Linked DNA regions of Homo sapiens: region 1 is linked to region 2. Evidence: read pairs that join two places in POLR2A ChIA-PET (ENCODE). Cell type or tissue: CD4-positive, alpha-beta T cell. All regions are shown on one strand. Each heading gives the region's core, and the rest is flanking DNA. Links, peaks and the distances in the headings are about the cores only. Region 1 overlaps MRTFA (myocardin related transcription factor A). Region 2 overlaps MRTFA (myocardin related transcription factor A).

Region 1 (5,373 bases), core at 85-5,084, 71 kb before region 2:
AAAGGGACAAGTAGATGAGAAACTGGGTAGCTATCTTGTTTCTCCACAGTATGGACTGGGAGGTTTGGAGTGTATTGTAAAGCACAGCATTGCCCTACCTGATCACATTGCTGATACAATGAACAAGCCACCTAACACTTTAAGAACTGGGGGTAGAGAGTCCTTCACTGGAGGGCCACAGAAGACAGCATAATGTAGGTAAATAGTCTGGCAGTGAACTGCAGTAAACAAAAAGATTAATTTGGGACTTAAGCTCCCTGGGCTGATGTTTAGGATAGAAATAGACCCCAAGCCGGGCAAGGTGGCTCACACCTGTAATCCCAGCACTTTGGGAGGGTTAGGCAGGAGGACCGCTTGAGCCCAGGAGTTCAAGACCAGTCTGAGCAACATAGGTAGACTCCATCTCTATAAAAAGTAAAAATAATTAGCCAGGCATGATGGCTCACACCTACAGTCCCAGGGCTATTCAGGAGGCTGAGGTGGGAAGATCTGCTTGAAAGCCAGAGAGGTGGACGCTGCAGTGAGCCATGATCATGCCATTGCACTTTAGCCTGGATGACAGAGCAAGAACTTGTCTCAAAAAAAAAAAAAAAAAAAAAAAAAAAGTTAAAAGAAATAGACCCCAGGCTTCTTACACTTGTTATAAGGTTCTCTTAGAAATGGACCCTATCACTATTGTGGTAGGTCCATTCTGACTTGCTTAAAAGCCTTCAATGGCTTCCCATTGCACTTAAAACCAAATCCAGCTGGGCATGGTGATGCACACCAGTAGTCCCTGCCACTAAGGAGCCTGAGGCAGAAGGATTGCTTGAGCCCAGGAGGTTGAGTTCAGCCTGGGCAACATAGCAAGACCCCATCTCTTAAAAATTAAAATGAAGGCCGGACACAGTGGCTCAGGCTGTAATCCCAGCACTTTGGGAGGCTGAGGCAGGAGGATCACGAGGCCAAGAGATCGAGACCAACCTGGCTCATACGGTGAAACCCCGTCTCTACTAAAAATACAAAAAAAAAAAAAAAAAAAAATTAGCCAGGCGCTGTGGTGGGCACCTGTAGTCCCAGCTATTTGGGAGGCTGAGGCAGGAGAATGGCGTGAACCCGGGAGGCGGAGCTTGCAGTGAGCCCAGATTATGCCACTGCACTCCAGCCTGGGCAACAGAGCAAGACTCCGTCTTAAAAAAAAAAATTAAAATTAAAAGCCAAATCCACCTCCTCCATGTGGGTGATAATGCCCTGGCTCTAGCCCTGCCCACCTTACCCATCTTCACTTGCCCCTTCTCTCTCTCCACCATGCCCCAGCCACACTGGCTTACTTGATGATCTCCAAACACACCAACTTCTGGCCTGCACCAGGCCCAGACACTTGCTTTTTCTTCTCTCTGAGCCCTCTTCCTGCTTTCTGAATGGCCAGCTTCATCTGATCCTTTAGATCTCAGCTCAAATCTTTCCTCTTCAGTGAGGCCTTTCTTGAACATCTTATTCGAAGTGACTCCATCTTATTCCTATTACTTATTAACACACCAATCAGTTAATTTACTTGATAGTACTTACCAGGCTCTGAACTTACCAACTGCATTTCAAGGTGATCCCTGCTCTGAAATTTCTTGTCTACTACTAGTCTTGCCCTTCTAAATATAAATCACCTGAGAGCAAGAGCTGGATTTATCTTGCTGCATCAACTATCACATATTAGGTACTCAAAGATTTTGAATGAATGAATGAATGAATGAATGAGAGCTAGGAAAATATGGTAGCAGTCAGCCAGCAGACAATGAGTTAAAGTGAAAAACATCAGTTCTCCCACCATGAAGCCAGAAGTTGTATGATTGTTTTTTGACTTACAGTGTATCCAAGTAGTGATAACATACAAACAGAAAAGAGAGCCTATGTTCTCTGCTGATGATTTAAAAAAGAAAGGTCCGAAAGATCAAAACCTCACCAGCTCCAGTTTCAGCTCCGTTTATAATGCTGTTGGTATTAAAGGCAAATTTCCTTACTTCTAACAGATTCCAAGGTTTGGTTTCATTTTTCCCCTAAGGGATGGACTTCTGCACCCACTGAGCCCGGTGCCGTGATAGCGCCATCAACGACTCTACTCAGCCATGCTCACGCCCAGGCCAGCCTTAGAGTATCTCAGGATCTCACTCTACATAAAACTGTGGTTGATTCAAAATACCAGAAAAGAGGTTTCTCTTCCTAAGAACCAGAACATGAAGGCAAAGCATATGGGAGAAGTGGTTCTTCCTCACAATACACCAGGCTCAAGATCTGCCCCTCCTATAAAGGGAAGTATAACAGAGTGAAAACTCTTTTAAAGGTGCAATTCCAAAGTAAAGGAAAATTCAGTGGCACCCTTTACACCTAATTTAAACCAGGTTTGACCCTTTAAACACAGTTTGTTTCACTGAACTTGATCAATTAGTTATCTTAACTATTTAGTGATTGAGCTCTAAACTTGGAAAGTCATGAGAAAGAAGAGAGTGGAAAATAAAACGCATCATCCTTGTTTTATGTTAGATGCTTCCCATGGCATACTCGGTGAACACAGCCATGTCCTAAAAGCAATCTACCAAATGCTGAGAGAGAGAGGCACTTACGCGGCATGATCCCTTGGCTCACCAGTTCTTCCCGGGTCCGGCGCTGCTGGAGTTTCAACTGTAGCACTGCAGGGCAGCAGAGAGAGAGGAGAGATGAGGGGTCAGTTGGGTATTCCACCTCAAAAAACACATTTTCAAACGCAAAAAAAGTCTAAAAACAGAAGGATGTAGTGTGAAAGAAGGGTCCCCTTGAAGTGCAACTGTCTGTAATTGCAGAAGTGGCCTGATACAGCAGAGTTTCCGTATTCTGCTGTGGGCGGTGAGAGGAAGTTGCGAAGGGTCTTGCAGGGCGATAACAATCCACAAAGCATCAGAGTCTTGCCTTTTGCTCAAAACCTCCAAAACACTGAGTCCTCCTCCTAAAACTTTTTTAAAAACACCTCTTCCAAACTCAAAATATCCTAACGAGGACCACCACCCAGCAAAAAAAGCTTTCCAGATGCTCTACGCTTAACAAATGTTTACCACCATAAGTATAGTGAATGAAAGAACTACTCACACAGATCAGGAAGTACTATTTGTAAACTCTTTTTCTTTTGTATCTAAAAATTATAGCCATTTCACCAAGCAATGCCTTTTTCTAGCCTAGAAAATATTTTACCGTTAATATGCCTCTGTTTTTCTTCTTTCTCTTCACTTAGAGCCTTTTCTGTTGAGGTGAAACAATTCAGCTAGATGACTCAAAGCACATCCGGGCTAGGGGAGACTGATGGGTGTTTCTCTTATTTTCACTCTGGCAATACTGCTTAATGAAAAAACTTAATAGGGATTTTTTTTAAGTTAAAAATCAACTATCAGCCAGGCACAGTGGCTCATGCCTACATGTAATCCCAGCACTTTGGAAGACCGAGGCGGGCGGATCACAAGGTCAGGAGTTCGAGACCAGCCTGGCCAAGACAGTGAAACCCCATCTATACTAAAAATACAAAAATTAGTCGGGTGTGGTGGTGCGCGCCTGTAGTCCCAGCTACTCAGGAGGCTGAGGCAGGAGAATTGCTTGAACCTGGGAGGCGGAGGTTGCAGTGAGCCGAGATCACACTACTCTCTCTCACTCCAGCCTGGGTAACGAGAGTGAGATGCTGTCTCAGGAAAAAAAAAAAAAAAAAAAAAAACAACTATCTTTCTTTCAAAAGCCAGTTAAACCTAAACGGTGTTACAACTACAAACTACACAGAATGACAATGGCACAGCTGTCATTCAGAGACTAAATGAGAAACTGCAGAGGTTGCAGTGAGCTGAGATCATGCCACTGCACTCCAGCCTGGGCAACAGAGCAAGACCCCGTCTAAAAAAAAAAAAGAAAGAAAAAAAAGAAAATGTTCAGAGGAGGAGGGTTAGGAGGATCCCACGGGCCAAGGAAAGCCTCCTTACATAATTAAGTCTTCAGGTGTAGGGGCCTTCCAAGTCACATCTGAGAGGAACCAGAATCTACTGGGAATCATCTTAATATCTGCCTTTTTCTATCCACAGAGTAGCTTTTAGGGAGGCGTCCAAGAATCGCAGAACCATAACCATGCGCCTGCCTACATCTCAAATTCAGTAGATCCAAAGCCAAACTTGTTTTCCTCCCAAAAACCTAATCCCCTTCCCATCCTTCTTACTTCTTTAATGATATCACTATCTTTCCCAGTATTTTTTAAATGTCTGGGCCAACTTCAACTCTACCTCCTCACACTCACACTCCCCTCTTATCAATTTTACCCTGCCATGTTTTCCCATGCTGCAGTGGTAGCTCCCTGGCTGTGTCCTTGCCTGTAGTGTCTCTCTCCCATTTCAAGTTATCTTAATCAAGCCTGGCCAGTTACTCTTCCTCAAGTACCGTGAATTTTTTCCTACCTCTTTTATTCACTTCACCTGGAAATGCCTACCCTGTTCATCTGAACTTCCCCACTCACTCCACAGCATTCAGTTACTCTAGGCCTCCTGTGAGCTACCTTTTATATGTTAGGGAAAAGTATAATATTTTGCCTTGTGTAATAGTAGCCCTTGAACATCTTACTTCTCCTACCAGTTTATAAGTTCCTGGAGAGAAGAGAATATCCCTTACTGATATATGTCCCCCATAGCACTTAATACATAGTAGGCATTCAACAATGGTTTCTTGTACTGAACTGGATCTCAAAAGGATGTTACAAACAGTCTGAGAAACTGAACCAAGAGGCTATTATTATTTTACAAATTACCATTGTTAAGAACAAAGCCTTGGAGAACTAAATCGATAAAAACAGCAGGAGCTACAATAATAGCTGACACTTATGACGCACGTACTCTGTGCCAGACACTGTTTTACATTCTTTTATATTTTAACTTACTCTTCCTAACAGCCATATGAAGATACATTTTGGTGTTTTATTTTTTGAGACAAGGTCTCACTCTGTCACCCAGGCTGGAGTGCAGTGGCATGATCTCAGCTCACCAAGGCCTTGACGTCCCTGGCTCAACAGATCCTCCCACCTCAGCCTCTGGAGTAGCTGGAACTATAGGTGCATGACACCATGCCCGGTAATTTTTTAATTTTTTTTTTTGTAGATACAGGGTTTCACCATGTTGCCCAGGTTGGTCTTGAACTCCTGGGCTGAAGTGATCTGTCCGTCTCAGCCTCCCAAAAGTGCTGAGATTACAGGTGTGAGGCACTATGCCTGGCCAAGATAGGTATTATTAATCCTATTTTACCGAGAAGCAAAGTGAGGCCCAGCAGGTTTAAGTAATACACCTAAGGCTATCCCACTAATAAGAGGTAGAACAGGATTTGGAGACAAGCATTCTGATTCCAAAACCT
Region 2 (5,373 bases), core at 81-5,080:
CATACCCTGGAACTTTGCTATCATATTCAATATCCTGAAGTTTTATTTAGGGTAAAACTTTCCATCCTGAATTCTGTCAACAAGGTTTAGTTACTTTAAAACTCTCATTAAATAGCAGTCTCACCTATAAAGCATATATTCATATAGGTTAAAATATTCTATTGCTAGAAAACCTATGGCTCATGTTTATCTACTGATAAAGCCCAAAAGTCTTGACTTTTCAGAGAATGGCTTTTAGTTCACTGAGGCTTCATAACAGATGCTTTTTCATTTCCTATCATAAAGAGAGACAGTATTTTACTATACAGCTGTCATATTACTGTTACAATCCAGCTAATGGCTACAGCACTTCAGAACAAAACAGTAGCAATTTTACAAAACCAACACATTGTTAATGTTTTTGATCATATAGGAGACAGGTACTGGAGATATCAGTTTGCTATTACCCTTTCTATATCCAGAGTCTCTCCACTTTTACGAACATAAACAAAAGAAAGAAGTCCACATACACGCTACAGCAGACCCTTCATTCTACCTGCATCCAACACTCTTGTCAATTTCATTTCACCTACTATCATCCTTTGAAAGTTTTATGAAGTAGCTGGTCCAACAGATGGGTGGCTAGCCCTGCCCAACACATGACGAAGGAAAAACAGCTCTTAGCAAGCAAGACAAGAAAATATTAAGTATGTCCCTTTCCCTCTCAAGGCTGAGAACACTGAGACTACCTGAGAAGAAAGCAAACAATCTTTTAACCTTTATAAAGAAAAGTTACTGGACTGAGATGATCTGTAAGTAACAAGGTGATTTTAAAAAGGGAGAGAGTTCAAATGCTAAAATCTACCCCTCAAGATAAAACAGGCACTTGCCCACACATAGCAGAGAACTGGAATAGACAGGAAAAATAAATAAATCCAAATTAGTTTAACTGGGAGCTTTTTCATCAAAGACAGATGGGAAACATTCAGATAAGCACACTATCTTGTTTAGAACACAAAGCTCAATAGATCTGTAGGAGGAAAAGGAAAGGCAACCTGAAACACATAGCCTATATGCATAAAAAATGACTCATTATGGTCATATTAGTAAAACCAGAAAGAACAAAATGGTAGTGGTATCTGTCTTCTTTGCCCCTTCCCTGATCATAAGCTTTATTAACCAGATAGCATCTGATCCTGTCTTCAACTGATGTATATCTGTCTTTCAACATACTACCTAAAATGCTCCCCAAGGAAAACAGTGAGACCAATTCTGCCAGAGACAGTATCTGCCAGAACCAAGAAGTCTTATTTTCCTTTGAGTGAAAGCCAGTGGATGGGGAAGAGGTCCCCAAATGCCACTTGTCTGAATCTTTTAAGATATGCTCTGAAACAAGAAAACACTACAGATTACATTTTAGTAGAGATCTAAAAATAGCAAAAGAACATTCCCTATTTTTAGATATCTGACTTCCAAGTGTAAAAACACTAAAAGTAAAAGAAACCACTGAAAACTAACTATATTTTTAAAAGGGTTTTAAAAACTCTGAATTGGAAAACTGTTTTTAGAGATAAAATTTCAAAAATCCTCCCCTGTGTTGACTGACTCTTTGCTCAAACTTACCCATCTCCAAAATTTAGTCCTAATCCTATGTGTTATTAAGGGCATTTCCACAGAACCAAAAGATGGTACAGAAAGGTTATACCACAAACAAGAAAGAACAGCTAAGAAAAAAAATTTAAAGATGCTTTCATAAAAACATAGAGTCTAGACTAGTGATTAAAGACAACAATGTATAAAACAGCAAAGCAATTTAATTGTCTTTCATTTAAAACAGTGCCACAGACAATACAACACTTGATTAAAGAAGACAAAGAGTTTTTTTTCTCAAACAGGTCTCCGCAACTGAATAATCTTAAAACCAGTAACCATCTAATTCAAAGCTGTCAGAATAACTAGAATTTGCAATGAGAGAAAAATTAATAAAAAACTGAAAATGCAGTACATTTCTTCCTCCCCATTTCTGTCCACTCCTAGTACAAATATGACCCATTTTTTTTAAAGAAGCCTGTGGCAAATAAGATTTGTAGGAAATTATTAGCAAGTTAGGAAATTAGGATTTATGTGAATTACCTGACTGTACTGCCATCATTAACATCTCAGGTTCCAGTAGAGTCATGACGGATTCTTCCAGAAACAAAAATCCACAAATATAATGAAGAAAGTCAAAGTCACAGGAGAAAAGCTGTCTTGAAAGCTTTCACAAATTCAATCTGATGCCTTATGCTCAAATCAGACTGTGAGAATATCCCCTTCTCAGTGCAGTTACCAATTTATCCACCCTTCAGGCGAGTCAAGATGACACAGATTTGAATTACTGCCGACAGGAAACCAAAAAGCTCTCCAGTTAAGACATACTAAGTGTGGTTAGAACAGTGAGCAAGCTCCTCCCCTTGCTATTCGTCTCTGGGGGAGGGGAGAGACATATATAAAGAGACTTTCAGAAAACAGATCAACTGCTTTTTTCCTCTCAAGAAGAGAAGATGAGGTTTTGTTCAAAATCCCACTATAAGAGACTGCTGTTAATGCAGTTTAGTGGAACAGATTAAACACAATCCAAACAACTCAAGCTCATGAAAGAAGCAGTCCAATTACTGACCCATTGATGAGAGGTGGGGAAGAAGATTAAACACATATAAACACATATATACAAAATGTAAGCTCCATAAATTTTCTGAAAAAGAATTCCAACGGCTTTTTTATATGTGGTATTTATAGATAACAGGCTAAGGAAGTTGAACATTTAACTACAGAAGCTCAACTATTTCTCCACCCCCACTCCAATTAAAATATCTGTTTCAAAAAGTCATCTGAATACATTCCAGAGCTGTAATCTGTCTTTCAGATCTGTCAGTCCCCTAAAAGAGCCTCTTACTTGTGCCTATATTAGACATACGGTCTGTGAATAGACAGTATACTGATGTTATTTGATTTCATTTACTTTTTTTGTATGTTTGAGACAGGGTCTCACTCCGTTGCCCAGACTGGAATGCAGTGGTGCAAATGTGGCTTACTGCAACCTCGACCTTCCAGGCTCAAGTGCTCCTCCCACCTCAGCCTCCTGAGTAGCTGGTCTCAAACTCCTAGGCTCAAGCGATCTGCCCACCTTAGCCTCACAAAGTGCTGGGATTACAGGCATGAGCCACTGCTCCCCACAGCACCTTTCATTAACTGATATTCATAACAATGATATTAAGATTACTTTCAGTCTATCTGACTGAATTTTTTAAAGTTGGAAACTAAGAATCCATGTTTGGTGTGTTTATCTAGAATTCTTCAATCTTTCTCGTTAACTATCAGCCTGTATGTGAAAGCTGGCTGCTGCCAATAGCCCAGCGAATACCTTAATGCTTACATAGTAAACAAATGGTAAATAAAAGCAGTAGGAGACCTTAAGAGAGAAAATAGTCTCAGAATGACTGAAGGCAATATTTTGTTATTAGTAAAGAGAAGCAATGCAAATTTGGGGTGAGGGAGACTCAGTACAAGAGAGAAAAACTTCCTTCCTTTCTCACTCCAAGAACATCATGTTTAAAAGAAAAGCCAGAAAAGCTCTATATAGAACTGTGGGAATGACTCAACAGGCAATGAGTAGCAGCCAGTGTGGGCTAAATGCTGCTCTGGGAAAGCAGAAGCATCTCACTGGCCCCTTCTGGCAACCAAATTTTCAAACTGACTTAGGAAAAACGGGTAAATTTCAACTTTGAGTCTACATGACAGTCTGGTCAAAGGTTAGCAACTAAGGGAAAAGCATCCCTAAAAGGTTGAGAAGATTGAGTCATTCCTTGGTCCTTATGTGGGCTGTATAATTTGCTGTGTGAGAGGTTTTTTCTTTTTTTTTTTTTTTTTCTTTTTGAGACTAGGTCTCACTCTGTCCCCCAGACTGAGTACAATGGCATGATCTCAGGTCACTGCAGCCTCAACCTCCCAAGTTCAAGCGATCCTCCTACCTCAGCCTCCCAAGTAGCTGGGACTACAGGCATATGCCACCACACCCAGCTAACTTTTGTATTTTTAGTAAAGATGGGGTTTCACCATGTTGCCCAGGCTGGTCTCGAACTCCTAAGCTCAAGTGATCCCCCTGCCTCAGCTACCCAAAGTGTTGGGATTACAGGCCTGAACCACCACACCTGGTCTTTGTTAAATTTACTTTGTCTCTCTAGTAATGAGGGTTTTCAAATGAAACAAGTTTTCACAGTTCGGTATTTACAGGAAAATAAATATAAACTTTAAGATTCCTGCACAGAAGATGGTAGGAAGGGCAGAGGGCTGGCTGTCTCCCTCCTGCCAAAACTGTTCGCCATAGAAGAGAGCATGTAATGCCACAGTGTCAATACTCCAGCACCACAGGAGATATTGAGAGTCATGTGATAGGAATAACAAATAAACATAACATCTCAGTTGATTTGACTTTTTCTTAGCAATTCCACACCCACTATCTCACTGGCACTTTGAGGTAAAAAGACCTAAATAAAAGAAAAACAATTTTTTAAACAGTAATCTTTAAAAAATTAAACAAGAAGCACTTACTTTCGTAGGCCAAACGGGAGGGTGGGTTGAAACTAGAAGTTAGAGACCAGGTTGGGCAACATGGCAAGACCCCATCTCTACCAAAAAAAAAAAAAAGAAAAAGAAAAAAAGCCAGGTATGGTGATGCCTGTCTGTAGTCCCAGCTACTTGGGAGGTTGAGGCAGGAGGATCACTTGGGCCCAGGAGTTCCAGGCTACAGTGAGCTGTGATCACCCCACTAAACTCCAGCCTGGGCAACAGAGCAAGACCCTGTCTCAATAAATAAATAAATGGGCCGAAGCCGCCGCCGCCCGACCGCCGGGAGGATGGAGTTCAGCGGGCAGCGGAGCTGTCTCAGTCTTTGCCGCGGCGCCGGCGAGCGCCGCCCGGGAGGCAGCGGCTGGAGGAGCGGACGGGCCCCGCGGGGCCCGAGGGCAAGGAGCAGCCGCCTGCCTTGGCCTCCCAAAGTGCCGAGATTGCAGCCTCTGCCCGGCCGCCACCCCGTCTGGGAAGTGAGGAGTGTCTCTGCCTGGCCGCCCATCGTCTGGGATGTGAGGAGCCCCTCTGCCTGGCTGCCCAGTCTGGAAAGTGAGGAGCGTCTCCGCCCGGCCGCCATCCCATCTAGGAAGTGAGGAGCGCCTCTTCCCAGCCGCCATCACATCTAGGAAGTGAGGAGCGTCTCTGCCCGGCCGCCCATCGTCTGAGATGTGGGGAGCGCCTCTGCCCCGCCGCCCCATCTGGGATGTGAGGAGCGCCTCTGCCCGGCCGAGACCCCGTCTGGGAGGTGAGGAGCGTCTCTGCCCGGCCGCCCCGTCTGAGAAGTGA

Evidence for each region. Peaks named below come from ENCODE experiments on the same cell type or tissue, not always from the same donor. Only the 100,000 strongest peaks of a DNase experiment are listed, where the experiment ranks them.
Region 1: POLR2A ChIA-PET joins it to region 2 with 10 read pairs; 8 of 35 experiments call an interaction of 5 or more read pairs at or near these places.

The regions. Positions count from the first base shown.
Region 1 is chr22:40,460,627-40,465,999 of GRCh38, forward strand. It overlaps MRTFA (myocardin related transcription factor A), which reads right to left. Exons shown (of 15, transcript NM_020831.6): 4 at 2,595-2,660. Among named protein-coding and RNA genes, the nearest start is that of MRTFA-AS1, 58 kb to the right of the region's middle. RefSeq lists an enhancer at 2,923-3,032. In CD4-positive, alpha-beta T cell, for the core only: no CTCF peak of the experiment used is centred there; DNase peaks (open chromatin) are centred at 2,085, 2,845 and 3,285; H3K4me3 peaks cover 2,991 bases; H3K27ac peaks cover 4,708 bases.
Region 2 is chr22:40,531,478-40,536,850 of GRCh38, forward strand. The region is part of intron 3 of MRTFA (myocardin related transcription factor A); the gene reads right to left. Among named protein-coding and RNA genes, the nearest start is that of MRTFA-AS1, 12 kb to the left of the region's middle. In CD4-positive, alpha-beta T cell, for the core only: no CTCF peak of the experiment used is centred there; DNase peaks (open chromatin) are centred at 2,394 and 3,654; H3K4me3 peaks cover 2,576 bases; H3K27ac peaks cover 3,603 bases.